Linked DNA regions of Mus musculus: region 2 is linked to region 1. A link is a contact called in ENCODE Hi-C data. All regions are on one chromosome and are shown on one strand. Each heading gives the region's core, a stretch centred on a gene start or an enhancer-like site at or near the end of the contact. The rest is flanking DNA. Distances are from core to core; before and after follow the strand shown. Region 1 holds the start of 2700038G22Rik (RIKEN cDNA 2700038G22 gene). Region 2 holds the start of Tmub1 (transmembrane and ubiquitin-like domain containing 1).

What was found. A loop is a pair of places that touch in the nucleus more often than their neighbours do.
Region 2: a map of v-Abl transformed pro-B cells shows a loop between it and region 1 (3-fold over the local background). The contact joins the promoter of Tmub1 here to the promoter of 2700038G22Rik in region 1. A Hi-C loop is called at or near these places in 2 of 37 maps with a recorded cell type or tissue (T-helper 1 cell and v-Abl transformed pro-B cells).

Annotation. Positions count from the first base shown.
Region 1 is chr5:23,848,115-23,851,974 of GRCm38, forward strand. It overlaps 2700038G22Rik (RIKEN cDNA 2700038G22 gene), which reads left to right and starts at 2,483. Exons shown (of 4, transcript NR_045042.1): 1 at 2,483-2,507. It overlaps Gm42228 (a long non-coding RNA gene), which reads right to left. Exons shown (of 2, transcript XR_880875.3): 2 at 1,340-2,016.
Region 2 is chr5:24,446,356-24,450,050 of GRCm38, forward strand. Tmub1 (transmembrane and ubiquitin-like domain containing 1) reads right to left here and starts at 1,491. Exons shown (of 3, transcript NM_022418.3): 1 at 1,402-1,491; 2 at 179-597. The coding sequence starts at 564.

The sequences.
Region 1 (3,860 bases), core at 1,233-3,732:
TTGGGCCCAGGTTTGGAGTGTGGCCTTTGTGGCTCAGTGCTTCAAGGTGTGCTGGTCATAAAACAGATAGCAACATTCCTCCACCCACCCGCTTCCTGGGTTCAAAGAGTGTTCATTCAAAGAATGTGCTATTGTTAGGGGCTCTTAGAAACTGTCTTGAGAAATAACCCTCACAATTACCAGGTATTCCTCGTGACTCTTGTGACTTTGCACTTCCTTGTGACTCTTAACTGGTATTTTTGGTATTTTCCAACAACGCCCTCCCCACCTCCTTGAGTTGTGGTTTCTTCCTTTAAATACCCCCTTATCCAGCTACTCGGCGCCCCACGGTCCTCTACCCCTGCATGGTGTATGACCGTGGGCCTGAGAGCGCTCTTGAATAAAAATCCTCTTGCAGTTTGCAGCAAGACCGTTTCTTGTGAGTGATTTTGGGGTGTTGCCTCTCCTGAGTCAGAACGTGGGGGAGTCCTCACGTTGTGGGTCTTTCAGAAGGAGGGAGAGGAGGGGAGGGAGAAGGGAGACAGAGAGACTGACCTAGGTATGCTTCCTGTGCATGTGGGATTGAGGTAACCATTGTAGGAGGCTGTAGCCTCCCCCTTAGGCTGCCTGAGCGGCACCTTAAAGATGGTGCCTGCCGGATGCAGAGCTGGTGGTGTAAACAAATCTATATTTGGTGGAGACGCGCCCCTGCCGCCCTGATTGGCTGAAGCCTTGTGCCTGGTGAGGTGACGTGGCCTGCCGTGAGTGGATGCGGGCTGAGAGTATATAAGAGTGAGAGGCCCGGGGTTGGGGGAGAGAGATGAAGAGGGAGAGAGATGAAGACTGAAGGTTGCCGAATAAACTGCTGTTAGAAGAACTGGTGGTCTTGTCGTTCGGGCTGGTCGAGGACGAATGCAACAAACCATCACAAGGATAGTTTTGGCCACACTGTGCTGTGCTTAAGTATACCTAAAATAAATAACTGAGGTCTGACTGCCAAAGTTTTGTCAGCGCTGACCACTGAGCCCTGTGGAGCTGACCTGCCTTGTATCCTCACCTCCCAAGGCTCCTCTCTCTGATGCCCATGCAGGCTGCAGAGACCTCTGCAGGGCGGGGAGGACTAGTGAAGAGTCTAGCTGAGTCAGTGACGCCCAGTGATAGAACTTGTCTCAAAAAATAATGTGGAGAATAATTGAGGGAAAGAAACACCAACCTGTGACCTCCACGTGCATGGGCAACACGAGCACAAACACAAAGACACTCACGTACACATACTGAGAAACAAATAGAGAAACAGTTTAAGGTGCCTATAGATATGTTCTTGTGTTGGGGTCTAAAAATCCAAAACAACCCGAGCAGGTTCAAGAGTCCCCCCAAAGCAAGATCTTTATTTGAATTAGGCAGCAAAAATCAACCAGTTAGGAACAGCAGCACAGACTCCGTCTGACTGCGTCTTCGAACATCTTAGTAAGTATTTAAGCAGATGACAAAGATGTATTGCACTCGGGCTGCTGCTGATCAATCAGGGCCATAGAAGAGACTCAGGAACTGAACTGCAACCCCAAGCCAGAATGGTACGGGGCTTTTAAGCTTGAAATCCATAAACGTCTGTGCTAAGTTATCCCACCAATCAGGACTTAGGGGTAGGGGACTTCCTTAAGAGCACGTCTTTGTGGTGCACTTACTCTGTTCCTACAGGACTCAACTGCAGCGTTCATGTTGAAGTGCACTCACCTAGCATCCATGCTTCTACTCACCAAGCAGGAAGTCAGTTACCCAGGGAGGTCTTGGGAACTTAAACTTTGAGTTAAGGCCTGTTCCAAATGGCTTCAGTTGGTTCCTTCTTACACCACTGTCTTCTGAATTCTCCTCTTGCGTTCCCACAAGCAATGGATGAGTGGGGTCTGGGGTGCAGGCGTTTTGATAAGTGTGTAAGTGGTACCATGGTGGTGTCTTACTTTTCAGTTCCTCAGTGGCCTGTGACGCTTAACATACCAAGAGCACACAAAGAGTAGGCAACTCTTTTGAGGGCTGTTGCTATAAGGAGAAATAAAAGGTGGCTTACTTGTGGCAGGATGTAGCAGGAATTTAATGGCGGATGTTTTGGTCTGTTTGGTTGGTTTACGTTTTGTTTTTACATGGCTAGAGAGATGGTTTGCCGCTTAAACAGTGTTCTGTTCTTGTAGAGGACCTGAATTTAGTTCCCAGCATTCAATTTAGGAGGCTCACAGCTGTCTGTGAGTCCAGCTCCAGGGAAGCTGACACCTATGTCTGGCATTTTGAGCACATGCAAATATCACAGACAGACATAGTTTAAGTCTTTTTGGGGAAGCGGGCGGGGCCAGTGGCTCTGGTGCCGCCAGGGGGCGCGTGAGGGCCGGCGCTGGAGTCAGGCGGGAACGGGGGAAGGGGCGGGCAGGAGGGGCGCTGGGCCACTCTGGTTGGCTGAGCCCCGGTGCTCAATGTCCGGTCGGTTTTAAACTCGGTCCCGCCCTGGCGCCCAGCTCTTCCGCCGCGGCGCGCTCCTGGTAAGTACTCTCCCCATTGCGAGTCCCAGGACCACGCCACGTGGTCTTGGCGATTTTCACGGCGCTCGCCCGTGGCGCGGGTCCCTGCCCATACGCGTCCCTTCTGTGTGGGACAGGCGATCAGCCTTGCGCTGCCCGGATTTGTCCCCTCTCGGATGGAGGCGCGGCGTCCGGACAGCCCGGGTCCTGGGCACACTCGGGGCTTCCCGCCCGCCCAGGACTCCGATGACGGGGACATCGACTATTTAGGAAGCGAATGAGATCAGAGCTCGGAAAGTAGCAGGAGGCAGGATAATCCCAGTGTCAGCAAGGGCAGGGGTGATTTCGCCCACGCAGGCGCGTCCTCGCCGCCGCACGTGTCCTTTAATTGCTGCTTGGCACAAAGGCTGGGCTTTTTGTTTTGTGCTCATTTGTTTTAAGGTTTGAGGGTATATTCAGGCGGATACCTGCAACCGAGTCCAGCAGGGACCTCTGCCTACAGGACCTGGATTACCCTACTGCTGACACAGACCCAGCCTGTCTGGGTTTTGGGTCCTGGGAGAAATCTGAGCCACTGGATTAGCACTTAAGCAAGGTGACTTATAAGCAATGATTTAGGAATCGTGATTTGGAATTCCTAAGACCGGGTATAGGTGTTTAGCGAGCACCCAGGAGTCCTCCCTGTTTAAGAGGTGACTGATTGAGACACCAATTAAAAGTAAATATCATGGTTGGAGAGATGACTCAGTGGTTAAGAGTACTGACAGCTCTTCTAGAGTTCCCGAGTTAAATTCTCAGCAACCACATGGTGGCTCACAACCATCTGTAATGAGATCTGATGCCCTCCTCTGGTGTTGTCTGGAGATAGCAACAGTGCACTCATATAGAAGAAATAAATCTTTTTAAAAGATTATTAGATTATTGAGACAGATTGTCATACTGGCCCAGAGAATATTTGTGCTCTAGGACCCTAAGTATTGGCATTTATGGACATAAGCCACTGTGCCTGGTAAAGGACATTTTAGAGGAAAAATAGGCTTGTGGGCTCTTGTAAACAAGTTCCCTGTGTTGTAGTTTTCTTTCCGTTAGAGGTTAGGGTTCTGTTGAGCCCCTTCGAGAGTGAAGGGCAGCATGAGCCACCTTCTAAGGTAAGGAGTTATTTTTCCCTTCCTCATTCAGGCTCAGGAGACACATCTGACGCTGCTTCTGGTTTTGAAATCAGAGAAAATGTTTCACTTTCTTAAAGGAAGAGTACTGCTATTACCTGCAGTACTATTTGCTTCTAAACATTAAGAGTTTTTGCTTCTGGGGTGGAAATAGTGGGAAAGATGGCCCAGAGGGAATAAAATGGACTCCCAGCTGTCAGCAGTATGA
Region 2 (3,695 bases), core at 241-2,740, 600 kb after region 1:
CACCCCTACACCTGACCACCCAGATCCTGGCCTCTGGGGGACAGATTAACAGGAATGGTGTATAATGTGAGGAGACAGATTTTTCAAACAGAAAATAAGGGAGAGCTTCATAGGGTGACCCTTCTATAGACACCCACCCCATTTTTAGCATTTTGTTCTTACCCTCTTCCCAGCTTACCTTTTTAAGGAGCCAATGGTGTCCTGAGGCCAGGCCCTGGCTACCTGCTCAGAGTCATTGAGAAATTTCAACCGTAGAAGTAGGGGTTCCTGCGGAGAGTCTGGAGGTGTTGATGCTGTGACCCCTGTGTCAGGCTCTGGCTGTGCAGATGGACCTCTGTGTCTCAGGCTGGGACTCTCAGCCCCTGGGGCCTCCTCTCTGATGCTGTCAGAGGCTGACATGGCTTCACTGGGCTGTGCTGGTGTTGTGGTCCCCGGCGGCTGTGGTTGGGGGTCTGTACTCTCAGTGGTATGTGTTGAGACCCAGGCGAGGGCCAGCACCAGAAGGCAAGCAAGCACCGCAAAAAGGACAGTCACCTCATCGCCTACGCCTTCAATCAAGGCCATGGCACCCGTGCTGCTGCCAGAGGTGCTAAGGAGCTAGAGAGGTGCAAAGAACTGGTGAGGGGCTACTTCCTGGTCAGAAGTCATTCCAACTTCAACTGTCCTAGTTATTGTGTGTGCTTGCGCACCCAGGATGCAGCATCCTGTAGTCCCAAACTTGGCTTTTGGGTAACGTCCCTTCCCATCACCAGATTCCAAGTGCTAGCTTTGCTATCTGAGTTCTAGATCTTCATTCAGCACCCGATTCACCGAAACCTTACGTTCAAGAAAGGGCCTTGCTTTTCTAAGCAACCCTCTCCTTAAATGTAACCTTCATCAAACTTTACCCAGAAGCTTACCTATTCTTTGGTTCACTTCATCCCAAAGTTCACTCCTTCACCTATTTATAGCAAAGCTCATCTGATGCCCTGTCGCTTAAGTTTCTCTGATAAAAGTGTCTCTCTAGCCCCCTGCCCTCCCCCTTACCATTTACCCAAACCCCACCCACAACAAAGACCACTTCCCAAAGCTTCCTAGACAACCCCAAATGTCAAACTCCACCCTTGGCCAATCTGGAGTCTTGGGAGTTGTCTACTCAGCTCGGCACCTTCTCGGGTCCACCCAAAGCCCACCCCGCAGCAGTCTCCCAGCGCCTCCTGGGCTCCAAACCCAGAGGTCTCCAGACCCTTGATCCCTCGGGGAGAACCTAGACCTAGCCCTCCCCACGACTACTCCATCACTCCTCCCATCTGCCCGCCCCCCAGAGCTACTGGAGGGCACCAGCTATCTCGGGGCGGGGCAAGCAGGTCCCAGCTGTGGCCTGGGGCGACCCGGTGGGCGCGGCCACGCACAGCGACTCACCGCCCAGCTCCACCAGCTCCATCTCGGCTCCTCGGGCACTTCCGGGCCGAAGGCACCGAGGTCGCAGACACCTGAGGTCCCTCTCCTTCCCTGCTGCCGCGGCCCGGGAGCATTGTGGGGATTGTAGTTCGCCCTGTTTAGTTCCCGCCCTCCTCCCTGTGAACCCACGTGCCGGGCTGGACCAGATGTTGCCGGTACCCTTGGATCGTCGATGGGCCCACGGGAAGGACCCTGGGGTTTCTGCTTGTCCACAGAGATTTGGTCAGCAGCAAGAAACTCTATCTCCGCTGCCAGCTGCTGGAGCATCTGTCACTCCTGACACCAACGTCATCCTGCAGCATGTCAGAGCACCCGCGTTGGTGATGCAGTGATGAAGGCTCTGGGAAGCGCAGGTGGCCACTACCCAGCCAAGCCTGTGTCATTGTGGACGCCAAAAAGCAGCTTGGTTTTCTAAATTGACTCTGTTGCTGAGAAGGTGTAGGTTGTCTGCCCCACTTGCTAGGGAGAGTGCCTGACGCCAGCTGTCTCCTGGCCTCTGCTGCACTGTGTCCCTATGAGATTGTAAAGATGGCATAGACTTTGGAACTGAGTGTACATCCTGCGGTCTCATGTAGACACTCATCAGCTATATAATCTCTGGTGGGTTATTTAATCTCTGAACAAGTATAATTCTTCTAGGTCAGTTGGAAAGAAGAAACTCGTTTTATTAAATAAGTATGACAGCTCTGTAAAATTTATGTATTTTTTTGTATTTTGCTCGCCTAGTATTAATGCATTGGCTTCACCAAAACGTAAACTGAGAAACTGGCTAAGTATGGTGACATAGCCCTGTAATCCCAGCACTGGGAGTTTGAGGTAGGACAATTAGGAGGTTGAGAACTTTGGTCACCTAGAAAGACCCTGTTTTATTCTCCCACCCCTAAAAAAGTATTTCCACATAAAGGATATAACGATGGATCTGTGACAGCCAATCTCTGTAGATTTTTTCTTATTCCTTTGACTCCAATATCTGCAGAAATCTTGAATCCCAGATTTTACAGACCAGTTTTGACTTGGGAGTTTGCACATGCATGTGTGTCTGTGTGACTTGTCTCTGTTCTCTTATGCTAAGGGTACAGGCAGAGGCTCCCAAGCCTGGTTTCTGACATGAATACTGAGGAGTCAAATGGAGGCCCGTATGCTTGCAGAACAAGTCCCTAATTAGTTTTTTAAAAACAAGGGTTTGTATATCATATTTGTATGGGTGTTTGCCTGAGTATATTTAAGTACACCACACTCAAGCCTTGCGTCTCTGGAGGTCAGAGGAAGTACTAGAGTAATAGGCAGTTTTTTGGAGCCATGTAGGTGTTAGGAACCGAATTAGGGTCCTCTGCAAGAGCAGCAACAGGTGCAGCAAATGTTCTTAACTCCTGAGCCATGTCTCTAGCCCCATCCAGTCCAGTCTTAATTAAAGATAACCTACTCTGCTCTTCTATGGATGGGACCTCTGTTTAACTACTTCAGTTTTCAGATTAAGACCAGATCAAATATTGCCTTGGGCACATTAGTTTGGATTTATAAAGTAAGGAATTAACTTCTGTCTAGTTTCTTCATATTTCTTCATTTATGCTATATTTGAGTATATATGTTTTATATGCTAGGTATTGTGCAAGATACTGGGCATATAATGCTTTCTCTCCTTGCCCTCACTGATACATACTAATAGAGGAACAGATATGCAGATAGACAATCAATGAATGTTAAGGTAGGCATGTGCTGGTGGCTGGGGCAGCACTTTGGAGTGTTTCCCTCCCTCTCAAGTTCTGGGGAACTTCTTGCTGCCAATTCTAAGAATCTAACAGAGATGCTATAGGTTTGTTGGTTTGTATTTTTATTTTTCAAGACAGGGTTTCTATATGTAGCCCTGACCTGGAACTCTTGATGTAGAGCAGGCTGGCCTTGAACTCACAGAGATCTTCTGCCTCTGCTTCCTGAGTGCTGGGATTGAAACCATGCACCTCCACCACCTGGCCAGAGTATTAATATTAGTTTTAGAATTGTAAAGTAGAACTATACTTTTTTTTTTATGAGAAAAGCTATATTTTTGTTGAACTACTTCAGTTTTCAGATTAAGACCAGAAATTTTACAAGACATTCCTAACATCATACAGATAGAAGCTCGCATCACTCAATAGTTGGGAGTTGATTGGTTTGTGCCTGATCCTTTGGAAACTAAGAGAAATATGGGAAGGTGTGTAAAAAGTAAAATACTAGGAAATTTTATTTTGGGGAAAAGTCCAAGTTGCCCTTTGAAG